2 separate regions of the Homo sapiens genome follow, and region 2 is linked to region 1. Evidence: read pairs that join two places in POLR2A ChIA-PET (ENCODE). Cell type or tissue: Panc1. All regions are shown on one strand. Links, peaks and the distances in the headings refer to the core of each region. The heading gives the core; the rest is flanking DNA. Region 1 overlaps ALDH1A1 (aldehyde dehydrogenase 1 family member A1). Region 2 holds the start of LOC124902181 (a long non-coding RNA gene).

Region 1 (5,391 bases), core at 70-5,069:
TTTTAGCCTTCAAACATATGGATAGAATATAAGCAGATGTAGTTTGAATGACATGATGCACCTATTTTAAATCAGAATGAGAGTAAACTATTTTTAGTATGTTCATTACTTTCTCTGACGAGAAATATGGCTGCTGAGACCTTGTCATATTATTAGGAAGATTTATAATAGAAAATTAGGCCATAGTGATTTGTATGAATGAATATGATTTTATCCTATAGGTTATGAAAATTAAATAGTAGAGTCTCACCCTTTGCACCTTATTTGGGGTTGTCTTTCTCCTGGACACTGTGAAAGAGAGCCAGAAACTCAGCTTCCCTCAGTGGTACCTAGACTAACTTTTCTGCCTCTCTGGCTTGAACTTGACCATCCTAAAGGTTAAAGAAAAAGACCCCAACCACAAAGGAGAAGTGGCGGGCAGGAGGGAGAGCAGACTAGAAGGTGAAGTTTGGGAAAATAGATCCCCATTTATTGATGATGTTCTATCCTAAGCAAAAGAAAGTGGTGGAAGCATACTGTACCATGCAAAAAAAATTATTGAGTCATTCTATTAAATTACGTGACTTTGTTAGATGCTCAGTGCAAAAATGTTATTCATTGGTACACAGTATAGACAGTGAAGAGTGAGCTTCACTCCATCTTAGAAAGCTGCTGACAACAAGAGACCAGGCAGGGTGTGATAAGGTACTAAGGCATGTACAAAATGCTGTAAAAAAGGTTCACAAGAAGGAATGATGATGTCCAAATGGGTACTAGAACTAGCTCTGGGTTTTGAGGAATTGTTACTTTTTTAACTTCCTGGAAGTTGAGAAGCAAAAAAGACATTCCAGATAGTGTGGTGAGCATAATTTGATTATTTTATAATCTTAATTATTTACTCCAGAATAAAGGCAAATTTACATAGCAAAAAGAAATGGTGGAAAATCAAACTTTATTTTTCTTGGTCTTTTTAAAATGAAGTAAATAAATATATATATGTCTTCTTTGTTTTTCACAGACGTAGAGTAAAAAAAGTTTGCATTCTGCAACTCCCTAATTGAGATAGGGAAAAGCAAACCCCACAGTCAAGATTTATTGTAGACAGAACAAGTGGGAATGTTCAAGATATGGCAATACATTTAAAAATGGTGACACCACAGGTTGAAATCATACCAGAGGAATAAAGGTGAAAATTCCTCAGCCTAGAATTCTAGACCCTCCCCAATAGGGAATCCATGTGCCTGTTGAGGTCTGTCCAACCCATGGCCAGGGATGGCTTTGAATGTAGCCCGACACATTTTTTTTTCATTCTCATCAGCTATCTTTACTGTTAGTGTATTTTTTGTGTGGCCCAAGACAATTCTTCTTCCCATGTAGCCCAGGGAAGCCAAAAGATTGAACAACCCTGGTCTAGATCCTATGCCTACTCCTTCTCCAGGTCATCTGGACCAGGAGCTACTGTTTGCTGATCTCATCTTCAGCATCAGTTTGTCTTCGCTCATCCATGATCCCCTATAACATTGGGGGAGCACTTTACCTACTTAAAAAAATCCCTGGAGATTAAAAGTCTAGAAAATATCTTGGTTTAAATTCTGACTCTACCCCTCCTAGCAGTGTGTCTTTAAAAAGTTAAGTAGCCTTACTAAATTTGAGTTTCTTCATTTGTAAAATGGAGATGAGATCAAATTTACTGAGTTGTACAGAATACAATTAAATGAGCTAATGAGTAGTAAAACATTTATCACCCTACTGAGCGCTCAGTACATGCCATATTTCCTCTTTCCTCCCATACTTTTTAATTTCGCACACTAGTTTACACAATGTGAGAAAAAAGCTTCCTGTCCCAATATTTCTTTTTCTCCATCTCTGCCACTCTGCCCCATCTCTTCCTGATTATTCCATGTATCTTTTCATTCCCCCAGGCTTTTAGTTCATCCTTGGCCATAACCTACTCTAAACTTGCTCCCACACGTTCCCTCTCTGGCTTTCTCCTTGCCTCTACAGTCCCAGGAGCAGAGCAGCCTAAATTTTAAAACACCCCATCTGAGTTCCCATTGTCCACCACATATAATAACAGTGCATGCCTATTGCCTTATGTGTCTCTCTCTCTTGCTGATTATCCTCAAAGACAGTCTTATTCATTGTTATCTCCAGAAACCATCACAGTAAGAAATTCTAAATAAGTATTAAAGAATTAAATGTGATATCACACTCTGGGGACTGTGGTGGGGTCGGGGGAGGGGGGAGGGATAGCATTGGGAGATATACCTAATGCTAGATGACACATTAGTGGGTGCAGCGCACCAGCATGGCACATGTATACATATGTAACTAACCTGCACAATGTGCACATGTACCCTAAAACTTAGAGTATAATTAAAAAAAAAAAAATGAAAAAAAAAAAAAAAAAGAATTAAATGTGAATAACACGATTTTAGGAGCCACAAAACCCATCCTACTTTCAACTCCTGAAACTTAGTTCCATACTCCCTGGAACTTCTTTCTGGATTTTCTTTTAGCTTCACATTTGTTGCTTGGCAGATATTAAGGAACTTGATAAATGTCATGAAAGAGGCAAACAATAGACTGTATCCTTTGTGTTCATTGTAGCAAAGACCCTCCATTCTAACAACACTTTAGGCAAGGTAAGAATTTTTTTTTTTTTTTTTTTTTGAGAGGAGTCGTGCACTGTCACCCAGGCTGGAGTGCAGTGGCGTGATCTTGGCTCAAGCTCCACCTCCGTGGTTCATGCCATTCTCCTGCCTCAGCCTCCCGAGTAGCTGGGACTACAGGCGCCCACCACCACGCCCAGCTAATTTTTTGTACTTTTAGTAGAGTTGGGGTTTCACCGTGTTAGCCAGGATGGTCTCGATCTCTTGACCTCATGATCTGCCCGCCTCAGCCTCCCAGAGTGCTGGGATTACAGGCGTGAGCCACCGCAATATCCCATTAGATTCATATAAAATAGAACTCTACCCACATTATGCAAGACATAATAAGCTAGACCATTTTCATGGGCATTTGCTACTTCTGCTCCACATGGCAATGCCACAGTATCATGGAATACACTGTTTAGCCATAGTCTTAATAGTTCTTATCTTTTCTTCATTGCATACTCCTTTGAGAAAAATGATAAACGTTTACTTTTCTCCAAATAAGGGAATGAAATCATGAGACAAAAATTAATGTCTCTTTGTTTTGACTTTAGCTAGACTTTTGGGAAAACTCAAGCCTTTTATTTGCCATCTAAACTTGTGCTAAGCAAAAGTGTAGACTTTCTTTCTCATTCATACTTCTAACCATTCTTCATCCTAGTTCTTTTGACGTTTGTAGCTTTTACAAAAATATATTTGATTTTATTACCTTCTCCAAGGCAAAAGTTATCTACTTTAATGGAGTTACTTCCGTAAACCTAAATTAAACAAATAAAAAAAATTCAGAAAGAATTTAGAGAAATCAAAGGGTGACAGGTAAGTAAATTTTTTATCTACAAAATTAAAAACTCCTTAACATCTTAAATGAAAATTCAGTTTCTGAAAGTGGTCATAAGAAGTGTGTTATAGAATGGCATATAAGAGAAATTTCAGACAGGATTTCCCTAGTGCAAATCTCCTTTTAATTTATTTTTTATTAATCTTTTAGGGGTTTGATTTAGAAACATAAAATATTTAAATAGGAGGAAAACATTAGCATATTAATGCCCTATTCTGTAATTCACAGTAGCAGTTAGTTCAGTAACCACATAAAATCTAAACATACACTCACGAAACATCTATTTCTCTCTTGTTCAGTTGGGATAGAAACTTTTTATTAAAATCTGACATGCAGAGTAAAAAAAAGAAACCTAGAAAATAAAAGAAGCAAAATAGTGAATTGCCTTTAAAAAAGAAAGGCAAAGAACATGTTGGTGGATTAAGGCTGCCATACAAATAATAAAAAAGAAATAATTGTAGAACCAGCCAAGTTTTTAGAGATAGAAAAACCAGAAACAACTATAGTAAATAATCTTGATGGGAAGTGATCCACAAAGGAAAAAATAATTGAAAACAAAGTCTTCCTCTGAAAAGGGAAAACTAGCATTAAAGAAGAAACCAGAACTGTAGGATTCCAGCTAACTGAAGTAGCTGCACAGATCCCATTTCTTTCATCCAGTTCCACTGTTCAAAGGTGTGTGTGTTGGGTGGGAAGACAGAGAAAGAAAGAGATAGAGAGACGACTGTCAATCCGCAATTAAATGAGCCTTCTGTCATAGATACTAATGAGGAGAGGTATGCAGTGATACGTTATTGTTACTGCTACCACAGAGTTAACAATCTATTTGGGAAATGTATTTCTATACAAATAATACAATCTGGATCAGACTCTGAAGGAGACTTCATGAGGTTTTTTGGGAGACTAGAAAAAGAAATGGTCCTGTCATTTCTTCTAGCATCTGACCTAGTGTCATCAGAGAAGGATTTAAGGAGAAGCTAAGATATGAGCTGGACCCCTAAGAAAAATAGAACTTGAAGGCAGTCCAGGTTGGGGTGGACAAATAATGAGAAGAAGGATGAGATTCAAGAGGTAGTGAATATGTCAGTTTGACTGGATAGAGTTATCTGGATGCCAGAAGAGGGATAAAAAATGAAATAGCTAAGTTGCGACTGGGTCATGATAAGTCTGATCAATCTGTAGAAAGATGATATTCTGATTAAAATTAAAAATAACCTCCGTAGCCATCAATATCACTTATCCGTGTTCTATATCTCTGCTTTCTTGCTGATGAAAAATCAGCATTTTTCTGATTCCTTTTATGTCTGTATGCTTGGATGAGGGAGCTTTACATATCTAAAAGTGCCAGATCTTTAAAAATGCCATTTGCCAGAGAATCACTTGAACCCGGGAGGCGGAGGTTGCAGTGAGCCGAGATTGCGCCACTGCACTCCAGCCCAGTCGACAGTGTGAGACTTCGTCTCAAAAAAAAAAGCCATTTGGTGTTTCTCCCAAATGAAATTTTACTGTGGCACAAACATCACATAAATTTAGAATGCTAAAGCAACCTGTGTTCATGAGAGCAGGGTAAGCCTCCTCCTTTGTAATGCTCCCTTTCAGGTTGGCAAGTTGATCAAAGAAGCTGCCGGGAAAAGCAATCTGAAGAGGGTGACCCTGGAGCTTGGAGGAAAGAGCCCTTGCATTGTGTTAGCTGATGCCGACTGTGAGTAGAAACCACTTTGTTAACTTTTCGTCCTTCATCGTTTTTGGTGTCTGATAATGCCAAAAGTGAACTTGAACTTTACAAAAAAAAAAAAAAAAAAAAAAAAGCATTTGCTTCTAACATCAAAGTGTAAAGAGTCCAAAATTACTCTTGAAAATCTCTTAAATCATCCTAAAGTTATAACACATAGATAATAGACACAATTTCTTCCTCGTTTA
Region 2 (5,391 bases), core at 275-5,274, 55 kb after region 1:
TCACACAATATATGCAGGTAACAAAGCTACACATTTACCCCTTGAATCTAAAATAAAAGTTGAAATTATAAAATAAAAACTTTTTTAAAAATGAAGGAAATTATGGCAAATCCTTTAGAAATAAAACAATATTCTAAATAAACAAAATAGAGAATAAAAAATAGAGAAAATTAATGAAAACAAAAATGGATTCATTGAAAATATTTTTAAATGACAAATCTTTAACTAGATTGATAAAAGGAGAGAAAAGTCTCAAATAACTAAAATCAGAAGTGTGACATTACTACCTATTTACATAAATAAAAGGATTATAAGAGCGGAACAATTGTACTCCAGCAAATTGAATAACATAGACAAAATGGACACATTTCTAGAAACACAGAATCTGCCAAGACCGAATCAGTAAGAAATATAAATTTTGAATAGAATTGTAACTAGTAACTGAATCAGTAGTCAAAAAACCCCAAGATGAAAGCCCAGAACTTGATGGCTTCACTGGTGAATTCTATCAGACATTTAAAGAAAAATTAACACCAATCCTCCTCAAACTCTTTCAAAAAAAATTAAGAGGAAGAAACATTTTTAAATCATTCTGTAAAGGCAACATTACCCAATACCAAAATCAGACAAAAACACTACAAGAAAAAAAAAAAGCAGACCAGTATCACTGATGAATATTGATGCAAAAATCTTGAACAAAATACTAGCAAACTAACTCCAACAGCATGTTAAATGCATCATATACCATGCCAAGTGGAATTTATTAATGAAATGCAAGGATGGGTCAACGTATAAAAATCAATTAATGCAAGACACCACATTAACAGAATGAATGAGAAAAAAAACATGATTTTCTTAATTGGTGCAGAAAAAGCGCTTGACAAAATTAAATTTCTTTTCATTATAAAAGTACTAAACAAATTAGGAATAAAAGGAAACTACCTCAACATAATAAAGGCCATATATGAAAAATCCACAGCTAACATCATACTCAATGATAACAAACTGAAAGTCTTTCTCTATGCTCAGGAACAAGGCAAAAATGCCTCCTGCTTTTGACACAGTAGTAGAAGTTCTAGCCAAAGCAATCTGGGGAGAGAAAAGAAAAAAACGAAAGGAAAGGAAAAGGAAAAGGGAAAGGAAAAGGAAAGAGGAAGGGGAAGAGTATGGGGAAGGGGAAGGGGGGAGAAAGGATTAGTCCGTTCTCACAGTGCTATGAAGAACTACCTGAGACTGGGTAATTTACAAAAAAAAAAAAAAAAAATGTTTAACTCACAGTTCCACAGGCTGTACAGGAAGCAAGGTTGGGAGGCCTCAGAAAGCTTACAATCATGGCAGAAGGCTGAAGGGGAAGGAAGACCTTCACATGGTAGAGCAGGAGAGAGCATGAAGGGGGAAGTGCTACACATTTTTCTTTTTTTTTGAGACAGAGTCTTGCCCTATTGCCCAGGCTGGAGTGCAGTGGCAAGATCTCGGCTCACTGCAAGCTCCGCCTCCTGGGTTCAAGCCATTCTCCTGCCTCAGCCTCCAGAGTAGCTAGGACTACAGGCCCCGCCACCTCGTCCAGCTAATTTTTTGTATTTTTAGTAGAGACGGGGTTTCACCATGTTAGCCTGGATGGTCTCAATCTCCTGACCTCGTGATCTGCCCACTTCGGCCTCCCAAAGTGCTGGGATTACAGGCGTGAGCCACCACGCCCGGCCGCTACACACTTTTAAACAACTATATCTCATGATAAATCACTTAATATATCATAAGAACAGCAAGGGGAAAATCCACCCCCATGATCCAATCACCTCCCACCAGGCCTCTCCTCCAACACTGAGAATCATAATTCAATAAGAGATTTGGGTGGGGACACAGAGCCAACTTATATCAAAGGAAGAGGAAGAAATAAAAGGCATCAAAATTGGAAAGGAAGAAGTGAAATTATCTCTGTTCAGACTACTTGATCTTGTATGTAGAAAACCTGAAGATTCCACCAAAAAAAACCCCATTAGAATTAATTAATAAATTCAGCAAAGTTGCAGCATGCAAAATCAACATGCAAATATCAGCTGTATTTCTATACACTAGCAATTAATAATCCAAAAAGAAAATTAAGAAAACAATTCCATTTACCATAGCATCAAAAAGAATAAAATAGTTAGAAACTAATTTAGTCAAGGAGGGAAAAAATATGCCCTGAAAACTACACAATATTGCCAAAAGAAACTAAATAAGGAGCAAATAAGTAGAAATATGTCCCATGTTCATGGATCAGAACACTTAATATTGTTAAGATATTAATACTACCAAAATCAATTTACAGATTTAATGCAATCCCTATCAAAATCCCAATGACGATTTTTGCAGAAATAGAAGAATCAATCCTAAAACTTATATGGGATCTAAAGGGACCCCAGAAAAGCCAAAACAGTCCTGAAAAAGAAGAACAAACTTGAAGATCCTTTTTTATTTTAAAACTTACTACAAAGCTACAGTAACCAAAACTGTATAGTACTGGCATAAAGAAAGACATACAGAGCAGTGGAATAGAATAGAGAGTCAAGACATAAACCATCACACATATGGTCAAATGAATTTCAACAAGGGTGCCAAGACCATTCAGTGAGAAAAAGATGGGCTTTTTAAACAAAATACTTTTGGGAAGATGGTTATTCACATGCAAATGAATGGATTTGGATCCTCATCTTCTACCATATACAAAAGTTAACTCAGAATGGACTAGTTAACAGCAATGTATTGTGTATTTCAAAATAGCTAATAGACAGGACTTGAAATGTTCTCAATACATAGAAATGATAAATACTTGTGGTGATGGATACCCTAAATACCTGGACTTGATCATTACACAATCTATGCAGGTAATAAAATATCACAGGTAACACATAAATACGTATACATATTACATATCAATACAAAATGGACCAAAAACCTAAATGTAAGAGCCAAAATGATAAAACTTTTAGAAAGAAATATAGGGAAATCTCATCTAAGATTACATTAATCTTGGTTAATCTAAGATTAGATTTGACAATGATTTATTGGGTATCACATCAAAAGCTCAGATAACAAAAAAAAATAAGTTGGACAACGTCAACATTAAAAACTACTGTGCATCAAGAGACACTACTAACAGAATGAAAATTTTCTCCCACAAAATGGGAGAAAATATCACAAACCATATATCTGATAAGCATATAATACTCAGAATATACAAAGAACTCCTACACTCAACCACAAACAAAAGAACAACCTGATTAATAGTCAAAGCACTTGAATAGATATTTCTCCAAAAAAAGAGATAAAAATTTCTGAAAAGCATATGATTAATAATGTTCAACATTACTAATCATTAGAGAAATGAAAATCAAACCCACAATGAGAAACCACTTCTCACCCATTAGTATAGCTACTATTTAAAAAGACAAAAATGAAATAGAAAATAATGGTCTGTGGAGATACAGAGAAATTTCCACCATGTGTGCTGCTTTGGAAATGTAAAATGGTGCAGTCACTAGGGAAAAACTGTATGGTGATTCTTCAAAAATTAAACATAAAAGTACCATATGATCTAGCAACTCCACTCCTGGGTATATACCCAAAAGAACTGAAAGCAGAGACTGTAGTATACATTTGTATACTCATTTTCGTAGCAGCATTATTCGCAATAGCCAAAATGTGAAAGCAATCTGTGATCTGTGTCCCTTCATGGATGAGTAGATAAACAAACAAACAAACAAATATATATATAATATTATTTAGCCTTGAAAAGGAAAGACATTCTGACACATCCTACAAAATGGTTGAACCTTGAAGACACTTGAAAATAGTTAAAATGGTAAATTTTTTTATGTATATTTTACCACAATAAAAATTTTTCTTGAAAGGATCAGTGAAGTGATCAACTTATTACTGTAACTTTTTATATTATTGCTAATAAGTTTCTATGTAAAATTTTTCTGCCACTGGAATAAGAAAAGATAAATATATTTTTCAGTGATGTAATTTACAGAAATGCTTATAAATTCTGGAAAGTAATACTTGATGAGTATGTAACTTGCATACATCTCTCATTGTTAGCTTGTCTTTTAACTTTGTTCTAAATATCTTCTGATATCAGAAATCTTTAAATGTAGTCAGTTTTATCAATATTTGTTCTTGTATTTTTCTTAAGAAATATTTTCTTGCTTATTACCATCAGCGTATTTTTTTTATTTTTCCTTCCTTCCTTCCTTCCTTCCTTCCTTCCTTCCTTCCTTCCTTCTTTCTTTCCTTCCTTCCTTCCTTCCTTCTTTCTTTCTTTCTTTCCTTCTTTCTTTCTTTCCTTCTTTCTTTCTTTTTCTTTGAAACAGGGTCTTGCTCTGTCACCCAGGCTGGAGTACAGTGGTGCAATCTCTGCTCATTGCAACCACCTTCCAGATTCAAGCAATTCTTCTGCCTCAGCCTCCCAAGTAGCTGGGATTAAAGGCGTGCACTGCCATGCCTGGCTAATTTTTGTATTTTTAGTATAGACAGGGTTTTTCCATGTTGCCCAGGCTGGTCTCGAACTCCCAGGCTCAAGCAATTCTCCCACCTTGGCCTCCCTAAGTGCTGGGATTACAGGCAAGAGCCACCAGAAAATCTTTGAAAACAGCTATGACCTGCTAAGCCCTCTGCTTCAAGACATCTCACCTCTTTAGTCTGAACCAATGTACATCTTCCATGTGTTGATTTATGATTTTACCTAAAATTCCTGCCTCTCTAAAAATGTGTAAAACCAAAATGTAGCCTGACTGCCTCAGGCAAACTTTCTCAGGACTTCTAGAGACTGTTCCCCAGGGCCATGGTTACTCATAATTGGCTCAGTATAAACCTCTTTATATATTTTACAGGGTTTGGTTTTTCCATTAACAAATTCCAGTGTGAATATACTAAAGTCAAGGACTTCTGGTGTCCCCTCCCCTTTCTCATGGGGAAGTTAATTTATAGCTGCTGTAAACCAAGACTAATGGAAACTGCTATTGGGGGTGGAGGAGGGGCGTGGAGGGAGATTCTTCTTTCTCACTAATTCTGTTCCTTTTCCTGCAAAGCCTTCATTGCACAAATACAAACATAATAACAAAGAAGTAAGTATCATAAGAGCATTAGGATTGAAGCTTAAGTTGAATATTCTAACAATTACCTGTTAATTGGAGGAGTCCAGATCAGGAGGGAGGCAGGTATAAGCAGTTAACAGATTTGAAGTAAGATTTGCTCATCATAGGACATTTGTCTCTAATCATACAGACTGTCATTTCAATAGCACAGTATAATGAAATGTAGCATTTAATCAGAAAGCACTGATTAATATATTAAAGCCATTATTGCAATAAGAATGGTTCATTTATATACAGATTAAAAAAATGA

What was found. Peaks named below come from ENCODE experiments on the same cell type or tissue, not always from the same donor. Only the 100,000 strongest peaks of a DNase experiment are listed, where the experiment ranks them.
Region 2: POLR2A ChIA-PET joins it to region 1 with 15 read pairs; 3 of 35 experiments call an interaction of 5 or more read pairs at or near these places.

The regions. Positions count from the first base shown.
Region 1 is chr9:72,918,502-72,923,892 of GRCh38, reverse strand. It overlaps ALDH1A1 (aldehyde dehydrogenase 1 family member A1), which reads left to right. Exons shown (of 13, transcript NM_000689.5): 8 at 5,071-5,173. Among named protein-coding and RNA genes, the nearest start is that of ALDH1A1, 32 kb to the left of the region's middle. In Panc1, for the core only: no CTCF peak of the experiment used is centred there; no DNase peak of the experiment used is centred there.
Region 2 is chr9:72,864,021-72,869,411 of GRCh38, reverse strand. It overlaps LOC124902181 (a long non-coding RNA gene), which reads left to right and starts at 4,562. Exons shown (of 2, transcript XR_007061578.1): 1 at 4,562-5,391. In Panc1, for the core only: no CTCF peak of the experiment used is centred there; no DNase peak of the experiment used is centred there.